Linked DNA regions of Mus musculus: region 1 is linked to region 2. A link is a loop called in an ENCODE intact Hi-C map of the cell type or tissue named here. Cell type or tissue: left cerebral cortex. All regions are shown on one strand. Each heading gives the region's core, and the rest is flanking DNA. Links, peaks and the distances in the headings are about the cores only. Region 1 holds the start of Bahcc1 (BAH domain and coiled-coil containing 1). Region 2 holds the start of Actg1 (actin, gamma, cytoplasmic 1).

Region 1 (8,318 bases), core at 292-8,291, 120 kb before region 2:
CCTGCCTTGTAAGGGCAGTGGGGGAATGCTGGAGGAGGTACCAGGGTTTGTGGGTAATGGGCTGCTCCGACTACCGGTTAGTCAGTTGTAATTGAGAGTGCTTGTACGTGTGTGACGTGTGTCGGTGTGTTGTGAGATTCAAACTGTCTTTTTAAATTACATTTATTTATTTTTATGTGTGCCTGCCTGCGTGCTGTGCTGCCTGGCCTGCCTGGCAGAGAGTCAGTTCCCTTCTCCTACCACTGGAGTACCAGGAGATCCTGGGGTCTAAGGCAGGTGATGGGTGTGTTGTGAGGCTCACACACACACATGGATGCTGTGTGAGCCCACAGAACAAGCATGTAGACAGAGCACATGTTCAAAACTGCACAAGTGTTCATGGGCACACACGCTATTGCCTGAAGTCTGATATATGAGCAGCACAGCTGCCTATGTAGGGCATCTGACAGGCTGTGGAGGTGGCCGGTGCATCCAGAGGCCATTGTGCCCTGGGCTAGCGAATGGGTGTTTGTGGTTGCAGCATTAATAACATACAATTTTTTTAAAACTTCAGGTGACAGCAGAGACACCTGTGCAAAGACTGACCTATGGCTTATAGTCCTGTCTCCTCTACTCTTTCTAACACCCCCCCCCCTTTCCCTCTAGTTCCTGCAGTTCCCCACCTAAAGGGTCATGACCCCTTTGGCAAACCTGTGTCTCCAAAAATATTTACATTACAATTCATAACGGTAGCAATACTGCAGTAATGAAGTAGCAACGAAAATAGTTTTATGGTTGAGGGTCACTACAACATGAGGAACTGTATTAAAGGGTCGCAGCATTCGGAAGGGTGAGAAGCACTGCTCTAGAAAGGACCCTGATCCTCACGCCATGTTCTTCTAAAATGAAAAACATTTGTTAGTTTTGGATAGCAGGAAGTCAAGGAGGAAACCAGGATGGTTTGCTCCAAGCAGATAGCGAGCCCAGCCAGACATGCCCGGGCCCGCCCGGGAGGCCGAGCCCTGTGAGAGGAACACGGGAGCTTATTTTGGTCTTGTGGAACTGCCGGGGGCTGTGCGCCCGCGCTGGGCAGCTGCCAGCCTCTGGCGGCATCCAGAGGCGCGTCGGCAGCTATTTGCTGTAACAACTATTTTGAAACAGTATTGAGCGAAGGAGGAAAAAGGCCACTAGACTTAAGTGAATACTGAGGTTAGAGAGGACGCAGAGGTGGGAGCGAGACAGCAAGGAGCCGAGGCCTTTCACACTCTGGGAGCCTTTCGGGGATGTGAGACGACACAGAACGGGGTTGGGGTGGACACAGAACATGGCGGGGTTGGAGACAAATCCTCCTGCCCAGCTTTTAGGGATCCGGCGGTGCTGATCCCCAAGATTCTAAACCGGCTTGAGGAGGAAAGAAACCTCGCGTTCTCGTGTCTAGCAGCAGGCCTGTGTGCAGATGGATTACCGGTGTGCCCTTCTGACCATCTCCACCCGCCCTGGAGGGATAGATCCCACACTTGGAGATCTTCCCGGTCCAGCCTAGAGGACCCGGGTTACGCAAAATCAAAGAGTGGGTGCAAGCTGTCTAGGCGCGCCCCTCCCCCACACTGGCTTCCCGGGTCCCCTCGAGGTTGCAGCAGCTCGGAGGATTGCCACGCTGTGTCCTTGTAGCATCCAATTATTTCTCTCTCTCTCTTTTTTTAAAATCCTTTTCCCTTTTTCTTTTTCTTTTTGAAGGGACGGATGGGGTAAGGGAGAATACTTTAAACGGGGAGATAGATATAAAGATTCCTGGATCGGTAAACAAAATCAGTGAAAGAAAATAGCGAGGAACTCGAATTCCAAGCACTCAGAAAATCTGCGGCTTGCAAGAGATGCTTACACCAACCGAGAACAGGGGCGCTCGCGTTCCGGGGCCTCCCGTTGCCAGCAGCGGTTTCTCCCGAGCCGGGAATCTTCTCTCCGTGCGTGCGAAGCGGGAAACGGCTGCCCGCCGCTGGAGGGACCAGAACAACGGAGCTCACCTCAGGCCAAGCCCGGCCGGCGTTCGCCGTCGGGTCACCACCGAGCCACCGGGAGCCGGAATTCGCGCCCATCCCTCACAGGATGGCCTGATTCAATCGCGTACTGGATCTGCAGGAGATGTGCCTCACCGCAGCTCGTGCGCCCCGGCGCGCAGCAATCACCGCGCTGGAGAGGGCGCAATCCCGGGCTGGCCTCGCGCCTCCACCCCGCAGTCAGGCTTGTGTTCCCCGTCCGGCGGCCTGCGGAGACCCCGGCTTACCTAGAGCGGGCGGCGGCCGAAGCCCAGTCGCTTGCGAGGGGGAAATCCCGGAGTCCCCGCCCGCCGCCCCCATCCTCCCAGGTCAGCGTGGCCCGCAGGGGGCCAGGCCGGCCCGGCAGTGCGCCCGCTTCCCCTTTCTCTTCAGATGCCTTTGATCCCCAAGCTCTCCGCCGCACCTCGGCTCCCGAGCTGCCTGGGTCGGCCCGCGGGGATCCTGGAAACCGTCCCCGGTTTATCTCCTTTCATCAAGCGGCCTTGGGCAGCCTTGAAACCGCGGAGCCAGTAATTGCTTTTTTCAGGAGGCCCGGTGCGGACTGGATAACAGCCAATCAGCGCCTTGTTTACACTTAGTGATGGACAGCCCGCTGGCAAAGTGCCAACCAATCGTGACCGTTTTGCAGAAGCAAGGGAGGCGGGGAAAGAGAGGAGACCACAGATCTCAGATTTAACTCCTTTGTGTCCACGCAGGAAAGAGACTGGAAAAATCCAAAGGAATATAGCTGTGTCGATTGGCATCTACTTAAATACTCCCCCCCAACACACAGAGAAAAAGAGAAGCAGAAATTATGTATTCATCGCCACTAAGACATCACCTCTACTTCTTGAGAATAAATAACATTTGGGTAGGCAACCAAATTCTAACCGAAATATTTGCTTGCAGAATATTTTAAAAGCGCTTTGATTCTGATTATGATAAAGAGAATTGTTTAGAGGCTGTTTTCCATTGTAGAGAGAAATTTGCGAATATGCAGGGACAGGCCCTGAGAAATGCTAAGCATGGTTTTCACACCATGACAACCACCCCTAAAATTATCAAGTGAAGATATTTTTAAAATCTAGGGGCTGATAGAAAAAGTAAATCCTTATCTTGGCAACAGAGCCTCGATTTTCATTTCGATTGTTGCTACGCTGCAAAGTGTGGCGGAGGGAGATAATAATTGAGAGCGGACAGATAGATGGCTGGCGAAGAAAGGTACATCTGCCTCTCGGGCAGGGGGAAGAAGGGCATATATGGAGCCTGTGGGCATGCCTCAGGCAGAAGTGTATTCCTAGTTTGGGTGGGGGGCGCCTGGGAGTGGAGGTACATCAGGGTAACTCAGAATCTGCGCTTGGAAGTTGGGCCTACGTGCAGCAGGTTCTGCCACCTGCCAAACAGACCCTTGGTATGGACAGAGCATCTGGTTTACAGCGTGAGGCTATTTCTTCTTTTTTATTTTGTGCATAAAAACAAATAAAAATGCCCCAAACCTTACACCTGACAAATTATGGAAAAACAAAACCACAAGTCTCCCCTGGACACGGACACCCGTTCTCACTATCCCTAGCTCCTCTCCCGCCCTGCGCCACCACATTCCCATTCAGCAGCAATGATCTGCGCAAAGGAGCTGCGCAGTCGCTGGGCTTGAATTAGGCGCCATCAGGCTTGGTAGTAGCCCTGCTGCTCCCTGATTGGCAGCTCCCTGGCCCGGCGCCAGCCTATTGGGAGGCCTGTTTACGCCGAATGAGTGGCACGAGCTCAGGGCCGTGGAGGGCCGAGCAGCCAATCAGCGCTCGGGCTGCTCCGGGCTGAGTGGCACGAGCTTATTAGTATGCAGGGCCCGTGGCTCGCCGCGCCGGGCTGCAGGTTTGAGAGCCGCTCTGGATGGGCTCGCTAGAGTCGTTGTTGTGGAAGCCGTGCATTCACAGTGCAACAGTCAGCACATTGAAAATACCAATAGGAATACAAACCAAAGTCACATTTACTGATTTAATTGTATTGCATTCAATTGTATCCAGGAAACAGCCTCCAGTAAGTAACTCAAATTGCTTTCATTTTTAATTTTTTTTGCTATTTTTATTATTTTATTATATTATTTTGGTTTTTGGGGGTTTACATTTTTAAGCAAAAGAAATTCAGGATTGTGATGTTAAATAATAGAGCTTCCCTTTTAAAATCCGTTATGATGTTGAAAGGCTTTTTTTTAAAAGATGGACTATATATATGAGTACGATATTTTTTCTTCTGAAAAATTTTATCGATCGGTTTAAAATTCCCCCCGTAATGCGTCCTTGCTTTGCTCTGAGCGCTTGTTGTCTCGATCGACACCCTGCATTAAAAATAAATTATCGAGACAGGACAGAGACCGCCAAGCTTCGTTCAGCAAGAGCCTCGCGGGTAGCCCCGAATGGACAGTCAGTGAGAGCCCAGTTCTGGAGGAACCAGGAGCGAACCCCAATTATTTGCTCCCCCATCTTACTCCCCTCCCCCAGCAATCTTGAATGGGCTCCGCCCGGTCGTTCCGTGGCGCAGGGAACGGTCGGCTCTCCGTGGCCACGGCTTTCCGGGCCTCAGTGAAGGGACAGGAGATTAGAGGGGTACTGGCAGGTTTTCAGGTTCCGCTCCCCACAGACTTAATTCTTTTCAGAACATTTCCCTTTTTTTCCCTCTCTGGGGGAGTTGGGATGGAGGAGGGGGGCTGAACAGTGGGGCGTCTTCATGCTGCGCGTTCTGGGCAGCACGCGGGCTCAGGCCAAGACCCGCGTGGCGTGGTCCGGGGACCGGTCCATTTCCCAGAGCGGGGGTCTTGCACCACCCAGTCCCCGTTCCTAGCTGGGCTGATGGGGGGGGGGCGGGTTTCGCAGGGAGCGGGTTGTGAAGCGACGCTGGAGCCATTCGCTCCCGGCGCGCTCCTGGCTGCGGCCTGGCCTTGCAGGCCCCATTGCGCCCACCCGCGCGGGAAACTCGGCAGGAGGGAGCCCACGGACTCCAGAGCTTGGCCTCCACCGGAGGACAAAGGCGTCTCAGACCCGGCGTTTCGATGCGAAATTTGAAAACAAAGCAAACCTTGAGGAGCTGGGGGTACGAGTGCTGCCCAAGCCTCAGGAGGGTGCACAATTCTGGGGGTCACGCCCAGCCACCCGGGGGAGGATTTCTGGGGTTCGGGTTCTTTAGCTGTGCTCTCGTCGTCGGCTCTCCGGCCGCGCGCGGCTCTCTGCCCGCTGCCACTGTTTCCTCTGGTCCAATCCTGCCCGGGGTCCATTGCGGTGTCTTGTACCGGGGTTTGGCTTGGGGAGGCCTCGGAGCCTCGGGACTCGGCGATCTGCTGCATCTCAGCTTCCGGCCGCGGCTCTCGGTCTGTGGCCTCAGTTTCTGCCCTTACTCGCTCCGTATGGAGCCGGCTTTCCCAGGCCCTGGGCGCGAGCAGACCGGGGCGGCGCGGCAGCTCTCGGGCAGGACAGAACACAAAGAAAAGTCCCCTCTAGTCCGTTCAGAAGCGCAACGGCGGGTACCGGAGACACAACCCACCCCTTGTTTGCGTAGAAAGTCTAGCAGGCTTGAGAGAAAGGCACGAACGAGCCGGCGATCGGCCCGCAGGGGGTGGAGAGTAAAGCCACTGCTTGAGCCCAGAGCCCGCGTCCCGAGAATCGCCGGCAGCCCCCACTTTCGCTCCCACTTTGAAATGTCTTACTGGGGGTGGGGGGCCCAGAACAAAAGCCCAGCGCACACGACTCCCCGGAGGCCGTCGCGAAGCCTTGTACCGCGCGCGCAGCCTCCGACCCCACTCCGGCCCTCGGCGCCTTTGAAGCGGCAGGTTCCTGACCTCCCTCCCCTTCCTCCTTTCCCTTTGTCCTGCTCGGCGCCCTCCGGGGCTCGAGAGGCGCCGGCCTGGGTTGGGGCGCGCAAGTCCCTCTCCATCCCCGGGCAGCCCATCCTCTGACCCCGGCGCCAACAACGCCTCGGCCTTGTTTGAGCCTTCCGCGCCGTGGCTATCGCCGAATAGGCCCGCGCGGTGGAGAAGCGAGTTATTTGTTGGACCCGGGGAGAGTGAAGCTCCCCAGAGGGAAGAGAGCCCCAAACCCCTTTGTATGCAGTTCGAGCACAAAGAAGTCTTTGTGTAGTCCCGTTTATTTACAATGCAAAATTCTCCGAATAAATATTAAAAAAAGCTTATCAGCTGAGCAAATATGTATTCACTTAATACATTATGTTTTCGGTTATAGATTAAATCAGACACAAAATAGTGTGCAAATAAGACAGTGTAGAACCCAGAGCATAAAATATAGCAATTTTAAATGGTATTTACGAAATAGAAAACATCTTAATCGCTTTGTTGTCACGGTGGAATGGCTTTAAAAAAGGTTTTGATTGTCTGCAAAGTTCACAGTTAAGAATATCTCCATTCTATTGGAACTGAGATGAAGTATTAAAACAATGCGTATTTCGGAAATAAGGAGAGAAGTATTCGAAATGGAGGAGGGCCGAGAGATTTTGGTCGCACGTGCATGGTGGTGTACAGTTTATTTCGCTTGCTGGGTTGCTCCTCTCAGAGTTGAAATTGTCTCCGATTTCGCCCGGGAGCAGACTTCCGCGATGGGAGGGGTAGAAGAAAAAGAAGAGGAGGGTCATTTTAAGCCGGCCCTGTCCGAGATGGGTCTGGAAGACCCGAGGACACGGGTCTGCTGGGACCCAGACGCAGGAGAAGGCTGAGCTATGCTTGGTCTGTGCTCCTTTGCAGGGTCGACCTAGGTGCCACGCGAAGACCAGCCTTGGTTAAGTGATCCCGGGCAGGCGCTGAATGGAGAAACATTGTGGCCGATTTGGGAGGCAGAGAGAAAACAATTTCTGACTCTCTGAGCCCCCTCCCTCCCAAACCCCCAATCCGCAGAGGAAGATCCTGGGCGAATTTGATTGGGGGGCGGGGTGATTGTTCCAGCCTCACCGGGAAGCTCCGGGCTCGGGGACAGCAGGCCAGGCACTGCGGCGTAGCGGCCCAGGTGATGCCGGTGGCGGTCGAGGGGCGCCCGGAGCTCCGGGACGCCAGTCTGGGGTTGTGGCACAATGCTGGGGGGGTGCGGGGGGAGGCGGTCCCACTGGGGCTGAGTGGGGGACGACATTCAAAAGAATGGACTGAAAGACGCATGGGGGGGGATGGGAGAGAGGAGAAAAGGAAGGTTATTTTAAAAAGAACTCTTGAGTTACAATCAATAAAATTACTCGCTTAATTAGCATGGTTATTCGGTTAAGCGGAATGTAGTAAAAGCTGGACTTCAGAAAGACGGGCGGGGGTTGGGGGGGGGCCAAGCGTGGACCCAGGGCTTTTTCCTCCGAGACACCTTTGGGCAGCGGGGGAGGGGAGAGGGTGTGCGTGTGTGTGAGTGTGTGTGTGCGCGCGCGTGCGAGTGTGCGTGATGGCTTCGCAGATTTGGGTTTTTATCACCCAGTGGAGCCAGCAGCCTCTTCGCAACGGCGCCTTCGCCGCAGGGACTCTCAGGGACCAGAAAGGGAAGCTGCGCGCAGCGCGGTTGGGTTGCCTCTGGCTCTTGCAGGCCAAGCGTGGCTCGGACGGTGCGTGTGTGCTCGCGGACCCGCGTGCTGGGCGGCTCCAATGACCCGGCGCGTAAGCGTGTGCAGTAGGGAGTCCTCCGAGCGCTCCCAGCCTCGCTGTCCGGTCTGGATGCCACTCGTGTTGGCGCGCGAGGAGGGGGCCGGTAGCGGGAGGGGCGGGTACCCCGGGCGAGAAGAACCCCTAGTCACCAAGTCTCTTTTGCTTGCCTCTGCAGACCATGGACCTGCACGGCGGTCGCCGGCTTGGAGCGCGGCCGCCCGCGGAGAAGCCCAGTCCGCCGGTGTGCTGACCGGCTCGGCTATCTGTGCCTCCGGTGACCCCGGACGCCGCCTCCCGCGCGCCGCTCGCGCACCGCCCGCACTCCGAGTCGTTCCCAGGCCCCGGCCACGCTGCTTGCTGGAGGCGGCGGCGGCGGGCCGGGGCCGGGGCCCGGCATGGATGGCCGAGACTTCGCGCCGCCGCCGCATTTGCTATCGGAGCGCGGGAGCCTGGGCCACCGCAGCGCCGCCGCCGCCGCGCGCCTCGCCCCCGCCGGCCCCGCCGCGCAACCGGCCGCGCATTTCCAGCCCGGAAAGTACTTCCCGTCGCCGCTGCCGATGGCTTCGCACACAGGTCAGTGTCCCGCCGGGACGGATGCGGTGCGGGAGGCCCTGCCGCAGCCGGCAACAGTGCCCAGTGCAAAGAGCGCCCTCCCCTCCGCTCCTCCGAGTAGTTCTCGGAGCTTCGGT
Region 2 (8,318 bases), core at 254-8,253:
CTGGCCTAATTCCTTACCCTTTGAGAATGTGGCAGGGAGTGAACAATCTGCTCCAAGCATGGCTGGCTTTAAGCTGGGGTACAGGCTTTCTTACCAATGGGAAGGCTTTCTGCTGCTAGGCAACCAGACACACCTTTCCATTTCCCAACTCCACCCTACCCCACAGCCCTGTGCCAAACCAGAAAAACAATGGTCAGTTACTGCAGCACTTTTATTTCTTTACACAATGACGTGTTGCTGGGGCCTAATGTTCTCATTGAACAGTAGAAAACCAAAATTTGTCATTTCTTAAAGAATTGAGTACAAAAAACCTTACATAAATTAAAGAATGAATACATTTACAGGTGTCGATGCAAACGTTCCCAACTCAAGGCAACTAACAACCGATGGTGGTCAGGAGGGAAGAAACCAGAACTGAAACTGGGTCCTAAGGCTCGGACTTTCCCACCCTGTTAGACTGGCAAGAAGGAGTGGTAACTGGTTCAGGAACCCTTGCCAGCCTCAGGAAATCCTGGAAGTCTGCTGTTGGTTAATACCCTGCACAGATCACTCAGTGGTGCTCACAGAGATCCACCAGGCTGGGGCTTTCTCATCTACAGCGTGCTCTCCCCAGCCCCCAAGTGACCGAGCCACATGAACTAAGGACTAAATCAAGATATGCACAGGGTATTAAACATATACCAAGGGAGCAGTTAACTTGAATACAAGGTCAAAAATCAGCAACAAGTTCTACGATCCAGTGCTGATATCAGATACAAGCTTCAAGGACAAATTTCTTTTCAAAGGCTTATTCCAGTTTCATGAGGCTAGCATGAGGTGTGTACATTTGCCAGGGCAAATTGATACTTCAATATCAGCTCATGCAGCAGATGCCTGGCACCTGCTCAGTCCATCTAGAAGCATTTGCGGTGGACGATGGAGGGGCCTGACTCATCATACTCCTGCTTGCTGATCCACATCTGCTGGAAGGTGGACAGTGAGGCCAGAATGGAGCCACCGATCCAGACTGAGTACTTGCGCTCAGGGGGAGCAATGATCTGTGGAGGAAAAACACTGAATGAGCACTCATGCCCTTCCTGTGGGTCCCACTTCCCAGCCACAGGTCCTAAGGCCAGCTCAGGCCGGGTGGTAGCCACTCACCTTAATCTTCATCGTGCTAGGTGCTAGGGCTGTGATCTCCTTCTGCATCCTGTCAGCAATGCCTGGGTACATGGTGGTACCACCAGACAGCACTGTATTGGCATACAGGTCTTTGCGGATATCCACATCACACTTCATGATGGAGTTGAAAGTGGTCTCATGGATACCACAGGACTCCATGCCTAGGGAACAGAGCTCATTTAGCCACTACATTCTGTGTGTTCCATCCCTTCTGAGAGCCCCTTGGCTCCTAAATCATGTTGTGGACACCTACCCAGGAAGGAAGGCTGGAAGAGTGCCTCCGGACACCGGAACCGCTCATTGCCAATGGTGATCACCTGCCCGTCGGGCAGCTCGTAACTCTTCTCCAAGGAGGAAGATGATGCAGCAGTAGCCATTTCTTGCTCAAAATCCAGGGCAACATAGCACAGCTTCTCCTTTATGTCACGAACAATTTCCCTCTCAGCAGTGGTGGTAAAGCTGTAGCCCCGTTCAGTCAGGATCTTCATGAGGTAGTCTGTCAGGTCCCGGCCAGCCAGGTCCAGACGCAAGATGGCGTGGGGAAGGGCGTAGCCCTCATAGATGGGCACTGTGTGTGTGACCCCGTCACCAGAGTCCATGACAATGCCAGTGGTGCGCCCAGATGCATACAAGGACAGCACCGCCTGAATGGCCACGTACATGGCTGGGGTATTGAAGGTTTCAAACATTATCTGTGGAAAGACAAAGAACACCTGAGTGAGTGAGTAGCAGGGGCCCTGAGCCTCCCACACCCACACTCTGCATGCTGCATGCCACAAATGTGATGTGTGAAGAAAAAAAGAACAGAACGCAAGCAGAAACGCAAACAGAAACCTGGAGGCTTCAGGGAGGAAATGCCAGGAGAAGAGGAACAGAACCCTAGAAACACCAAAGAAACGCTTGAATGTCAGGAAATGAGGCACAACACAAAATGACTCGTCACGCCCAAGGGGAGGCAAGGTCCCGGCTCAAGCATACCTGCGTCATCTTCTCTCTGTTAGCTTTGGGGTTCAGGGGGGCCTCGGTCAGAAGCACCGGGTGCTCCTCAGGAGCCACACGCAGCTCATTGTAGAAGGTGTGGTGCCAGATCTTCTCCATGTCGTCCCAGTTAGTGACAATGCCGTGTTCGATAGGGTACTTCAGGGTCAGGATACCCCTCTTGCTCTGGGCCTCGTCACCCACGTATGAGTCTTTCTGGCCCATGCCCACCATGACGCCCTGCGAGAGAAAAGGCCGCGGTCAGACTCGCCCCACCCACCGCGCGACCCGGGCCCAGAGAGAACACAAGGGAGGCCACTCCTCTCAACTAACCTGGTGTCGGGGGCGCCCTACGATGGAAGGGAACACGGCCCTGGGGGCGTCGTCGCCAGCAAAGCCGGCTTTGCACATGCCGGAGCCATTGTCAATGACGAGTGCGGCGATTTCTTCTTCCATTGCGATCTGCGCAGGAAGAAGCCCCGGAATTAGCGCAGCCCTCACCGAACTCAGAAAATGTCCTCGGCCAGGGCCGAGCCACCCCGGAGGAGTGCAGTCCCCACCCCGGGCGGCGTAACCGTCGGCTACCGGCAGCGCCCCGTTCCGCCGCGGCGAGGAGGGGCTGCGCATTGCGTCGGGCCCCGCCCTGCCCCCAGCCGCGGCTGCAGACCCAGGCCCACCCGTCAGGCGCCCTGCGCTCCGCTCCGCTCCGCAGCGGTGCGGCAGGCAGGGTGAGCGGGAAGAAAGGGCCACAGGAAGTCACTGGGCCAAGCCCGGGGAGCGGCAGCTTACCGGCGAAGGACGCGGCGGCGACGGAGGAGCGGCAAGAAGCGCAGTGTAAGCCGGCGGCGGAGTGTGAGACCGACCGCGGCCTCCCCCGCCGCTATTTAAGCGGGAGCGGGCCGCGCGCGCGGGCGGGGGCGCGCGCGGCCCCAGAACATGTCCATATATGGCGATCTTTCCAAAAGCCGGGCGCCTATTGGCCCGCCCGCCAGGGACACGTGGGGCCCGGGCCCGCCCGCCCCTGGCCCGCGCCGCCGCCAACGGCCCCGCCCGCGCCGCCCCCGCGCGCTCGCGACCCCGGGAGGCCCGGTTCTTGCTCGCGGGGGTCTCGGCGAGTGGCGTGCGTGCGATCGGCCCTGCCCTGCCCCGGGACTGCCGCGTAGCAGGGAGGGCCCGGGCTGCGCCCCGAAACTGCCAAGCCCGGGGCGGGCCGCGCCCCGATCTGGGGTGAGTCCCGTGGCCCCCGCCCCTATGTGAATCCTGTGCCCCGCACACCCCCCAGGACCTTTCTCTACAGGGTCCGTGTGTGCCTGGCTGGGGACGGGCTGGAGGGATTCCCGGGGGTCCGGGGAGCGGCCATCACATCCCAGTCACGTGGGAGAGGGTCACCAGTTCTTCCACTTCAGCCATGTCCCTTTATTGGAGGAGGGGTCGTCACGGGGTTGGGTGTCCCTGGGCATCAAAGAAGGTGGTGGTGGTGGTGTGAGTGGGCATTGTGTTATGCTGGCTTTGCGGGACACATTGTAGGGAAACTGAGGCAGGGGAAGTCTCCCGACTTTCAGGATGGTCCAGCCCCGCCCCCCGCGTGGGTCAGCTGGCGAGACTCCTCTCCACTGATTATGAAGTCCGGGTCAAACTGGTTTTGGGCACAGAATGCTTAGGCCTTAGTCCCCTCCGGACAGGCGTGGGGGGCGGGCCGGCCTCGCTGCCCTTCTCCCGGCTGTTTGGAAACTTGTCACCCTTAGCAGGGTCGTGGCGCTGCCGTCCTAGATGGTGCCTGAAGAGAAAGCTGGCACGGGAGTTAACCGGGTTTTATTTGTAAGCTTCTGGAATGGTTCATTGTGGAATGAAGCGGAGGGTAGCAGTGAGGTGAGGGACTCCAAGGTCACAGGGCACAGAGCTTGATTCGAGCAGGTACGGGGTGCCACTCCCACCCTATGCACAGGCGCTCTCAGGCAGCCCTGCAAGGTCAGCTCCCCATCTGAGACATGAACACAAGACCCAGGGGGACCAAGCAGCCTGCCCTGCTTACCTGCTGGCCATAAACCCGTGCCAACACTCAGTCACCTTTTGTGCAACATCAGGCCTAGAAAGAAGGGCGCTGGCCCTGTGGTTGTACAGAGGTGCCTGTCAAATGGGAGCACCACCCATGAGGGGGATGCAGGGCTGGACCTCCAGGACCCCACCATGAGCCTACAGGAGCTAACAGCTAACTAACACTTGTAGGTGGGGGTGAGAGTCGTGGGGAAAGTGGAAGGTTTCGGTGAGCACTCACACCTCTGACACGCCCATGGCTACCCAAGAAGTACTGCCGGGGGCCTGGCCCTCAAATCCGAGCCTTCTCTTAAGACGCCTTTGTCTGCTTGTGTGCAGAAGGCGCTGCGAGCACGGAACGGCCATGTAAGGCCGGGTTCCCCCGGCGGGGGCGCCTTGTCCCGCCGCGGGACCAAGGTGCAACTCAGGTGTGCGGGTGGGGGCAGGGGCGGCGGGCGGCGCGCGGCCATATTTGGCGATTTCGACCCGCGCTCCGCCCGCCGCCGGGAGGCCAGTGGCCGCCCTGAGTCACGGGGGCGGACGTAACGGACGGGGCGCCGGGCCGCGCTCCTCGCCTTATTTAGTCAAGCAGGCTACCCATTGGCCCGCAGGACAAAGGCGGTTCCGGCCGGTGCGCGCGGAGACCCTCGCCTGTGCGCTTGGGATCCGAGACGCAGCCCTCCCTGGGGACGCGGGGGAGGGGTAGCCCCAGCCCCGCCGGAGCGGAGCCGCAGCCCGGCCTCCTAACGCGGTGCACGAGAAGGAGGCGCTGTGATTTGTCAGTTTTGCAACTGGGCAGTGTGAGGGAGGCCTCGCCCAAGGTCAGGTCCGGGCTGTTCTTGCCTGCTGTGGAAGTTGGCGGCCCCACCCCACTTGGAGCAGGAATTGAGAATGCCTGGCTTCCGTGAGCCTGCAGGCCAGGGCTGCAGGCTCACGATTGCAGGGCTGCCAGAAGTGGGCGTGTCTCCGTTGTAAAGAAAGACTCAGTCTAGAGAAATGATAAAAAACATTTTTCCTTTGCTGGCTTTGGTCGGCTTTTATTGTGACGTTGTTGCATCTTATTTCATATTCCGGTGGATTAATGCAGCAGTTGAAGAGTTGGGGAGATTTACTGCAGGCTGGCTCCATCCGACACCCTCCCAGGTGGTCACTGCAACCTGTCACTTCCTTCTCCCTGCGGCCACTTTGGATTCCCCGGAGAGTCCGGTCACCTCTGTGCTTGGTACCTGGATCCTCCAGCAAGGCTCCGCCCACCAAGGCACTTCATACTCACTTTCTCCTTGTTAGGCAACGGGAACGAGAAACATGGTCTCCACTGTTCCTGCCCTCAGGGGTGTCAACCTAACCTTAGAACAGAAGAGAGTGAAAAGGCCGGGAGCATCAGGCCAGGTTTGGAATGTATGCCAAGGTTACCCTCAGTAAGGGAGCTGACGTTACAGTGTAATGAGTGAACTCCTCTGATGTCTTTGAAACTTTTAAGTAAACCTAAAAGCCCAGAATAAAAAGGGAACTGTAAAAGTCTGAGGAGCTCAACGTCTAAATAACTGGAGTCCACGTTCCTGTCTAGGCCTTTGCAGACACATCACATGCAGGTGGGGACATCTTGTCTGTGCCGAGAGGTACAGGTCTGGCCTTTCCACTGGAAGGGAGGCAGTAAACCGAGGGTGAGTCTGAGCCAGCCTCGGGTGGCAGAAGCCAGGACACATTACAACCATGAAGGTCAAGGGTCTGCACACATGAAACAAAGTGTGTTGGCCAACAAACAGAGCCTCCCCACCCACCCTTAGGAAGGGCATCTGCCCGGCTGGAGGAGGTTCCCAGCTGCTCCGAGGTGTGCCCAGCCACTTAGTGCACCTGTGTCAGACCTGAGGCTGACTAGGCAGGCCTGCCTGCCTAGGCCTTGGCCTGATCTCAAAGATTCGCTCCACCTCGGCTGGGTGTGGTGGCCCACACCTTTGAATCATTACTCTAGCAGCAGAGGCAGGCAGATCTCTTGTGAGTTCAAAGCTCACCTGGTGTACACAGTGACTTCCAGAACAGCCTGGGCTACATAGAGAAAACTGTCTCAAAAAAGAGAAAGCTCTTCTCTCAGGACCTTGCTCCCTGTTATGCCCACTAAGCCGCTCCAGCACCCAGGGACCATCTGTTCCTCACTGCTGTGGTGAGATGTGGATGTGGTAAGTGGTCTGAGAAAGTGTGTCCAAGGGCTGGCTGCCTCCTCCTGAGAGACATGCACCTCCTAAAGCTGATAGCCCCCTTGCAGCTCTTACCCACTTTCTGCACAACAAGAGGCAGATCCTGCAGCCACCTCTAGTCCTCTGACCAGCCCCGCTTGTCTGTACCTGCTTCCAGTTCAGCTTTCATTTTAGCAGGCTGGCCACCCCAGTCAGGTTTCTGATCTGTTCCATCCATGCTCTGCGCACCTTGGTGTCACTGACTGGGTTCCACCTCTGCCACTGACTGCCCCCACCCCCAGGCCCATGGACTGGAGGCTTCTGTTTATACCCACTGAGTAGCTAGCCACAGAAACTCCATCGTGGGCTGGTGAGATGGCTCAGCAGGTAAGAGCACTGACTGCTCTTCCAACGGTGTTGAGTTCAAATCCCAGCAACCACATGGTGGCTCACAACCACCCGTAATGAGATCTGACGCTCTCTTCTGGTGCGGCTGAAGACAGCTATAGTGTACTTATTTATAATAAATCTTTGGGCCGGGTGTGGTGGCACACACCTTTATCCCAGCACTCAAGAGGCAGAGGCAGGTGGATTTCTGAGTTCGAGGCCAGCCTGGTCTACAGAGTGAGTTCTAGGACAGCCAGGGCTATACAGAGAAACCCTGTCTCAAAAAAAAAAAACCCAAAAAATAAATAAATCTTTGAGCCTGAATGCACAGGGCTGACCGGAGCAAGCAGAGGTCCTAAAAATCAATTCCCAACAACCACATGAAGGCTCACAACCATCTGTACAGCTACAGTGTGCTCCTAGACATAAATCTTTAAACAAAGAAGCTCTGTCCTTTATGAAGCTGGATGTGGTGCACATGGCAGGAAGCCAAAGGAAGGGAGAGGGAAGGCTTCTCAGCTCAGGAGGTGGCAGCGGAAGTGAGCAGGGCCTGGACAACCGAGCAAGTGGGGCAGACCCGGTTCCCACTTCCATCGTGATCCTAAAATGCAGGGTTTGGAGCTGTGGAGAGAAAGAATCCCCCAATCCAAGCTCTAGTGATCCCAGATGGGCAAGGAGCAGCTACCCAGGAGGTGGGACAGGGAAATACACAGGTCAGCCAGACCTCCTGCTTTAGCATGGAGTAGCCTACAGAGCTAGTGTGGCTCAGGGCCTGTGTACCACCCTCAGGAAGTGGACACAGCGTCTGACTGGGAGCCAGGTCAGGGCTGGACAAGGGCAGAATGCTGGTGCTCTGGACGGTCTGTACCCTGCCACTGCCCCAGCAGTCATGGAGGTAGGCAGAGGCTAGGCTGGAGTTCTGCGGGTCACTCTGACCCTGCCATTACCCCTCCCGGGGCGGGGCTCGGGGGTCAGGGGAGGAAGGTGTGACCCGGGCGAGCTCAGTGAAAGTGTCTGGACTAAAGGACTAAATCCAGTGTGTGGCCCGCTACAGTAGTGAGTAGACCATTCATCCCCCTTCAAGCCTCTGGCCACCCGCATCCTTGGAGCCCAGTCCGCAGTCCATTTCGCTCATTGGGTCCTCAGCATATGAGGCTGAGAGTTCGGGAAGGCCACCTCAAACTTCAGACAGGAGGAAAGAGCCACCTTCCAGCTCCACCACCACCCACCCCACCACCACCACCACCCCCTTGAGTCCAAATCCTGGGGCGGAGCAGGAGAACGCTGGGCCGGTACTATGCGCGCAGCTGTCCCAGGTGGTTGGATGCTGGGGCAGTGACCTTGGGGTTCGAGCCTGGGTACAGGGCCCAGCAGATGGCGCCCCTGGCATGGCCCCTGCGGGAGGCAGGTCAGTGGCGGCCAGTGTCATTCCTATGTGGACCGCCAGGTGGGTCCGGCTACTGCCACTTAGTGAGGGGTGCAGCACACCTGCGGTTCCAAGTCCTCCTCACCCTAAAGGCCAAGAGGGACCAGGAAACTACTAACCAGGCAGGGCTAGGGCGGACCCACCGCTGAGTCATCTCC

What was found. Hi-C counts contacts between places; a loop is a spot of excess contacts. Peaks named below come from ENCODE experiments on the same cell type or tissue, not always from the same donor. Only the 100,000 strongest peaks of a DNase experiment are listed, where the experiment ranks them.
Region 1: a loop joins it to region 2, with 4 times the contacts of the local background. A loop is called at or near these places in 11 of 42 quality-filtered maps.

The regions. Positions count from the first base shown.
Region 1 is chr11:120,229,056-120,237,373 of GRCm38, forward strand. Bahcc1 (BAH domain and coiled-coil containing 1) reads left to right here and starts at 3,892. Exons shown (of 28, transcript NM_001347621.2): 1 at 3,892-4,052; 2 at 7,805-8,202. The coding sequence starts at 8,025. It overlaps 2900052L18Rik (RIKEN cDNA 2900052L18 gene), which reads right to left and starts at 2,562. Exons shown (of 2, transcript NR_151480.1): 1 at 2,440-2,562; 2 at 1-2,243. It overlaps Gm11772 (a long non-coding RNA gene), which reads right to left. Exons shown (of 2, transcript XR_001780401.2): 2 at 6,129-7,151. In left cerebral cortex, for the core only: a CTCF peak has its summit at 3,623; DNase peaks (open chromatin) are centred at 1,145, 1,519, 2,052, 2,602 and 9 more places; H3K4me3 peaks cover 8,000 bases; H3K27ac peaks cover 7,498 bases.
Region 2 is chr11:120,345,497-120,353,814 of GRCm38, forward strand. Actg1 (actin, gamma, cytoplasmic 1) reads right to left here and starts at 2,999. Exons shown (of 6, transcript NM_009609.3): 1 at 2,929-2,999; 2 at 2,473-2,601; 3 at 2,140-2,379; 4 at 1,415-1,853; 5 at 1,141-1,322; 6 at 191-1,037. The coding sequence starts at 2,595. The coding sequence ends at 894. Mir6935 (microRNA 6935) reads right to left here and starts at 1,917; the gene lies at 1,854-1,917. 0610009L18Rik (RIKEN cDNA 0610009L18 gene) reads left to right here and starts at 3,182. Exons shown (of 2, transcript NR_038126.1): 1 at 3,182-3,366; 2 at 5,261-5,694. In left cerebral cortex, for the core only: CTCF peaks have their summits at 4,507 and 8,170; DNase peaks (open chromatin) are centred at 1,991, 2,433, 3,111, 3,505 and 5 more places; H3K4me3 peaks cover 4,410 bases; H3K27ac peaks cover 4,084 bases.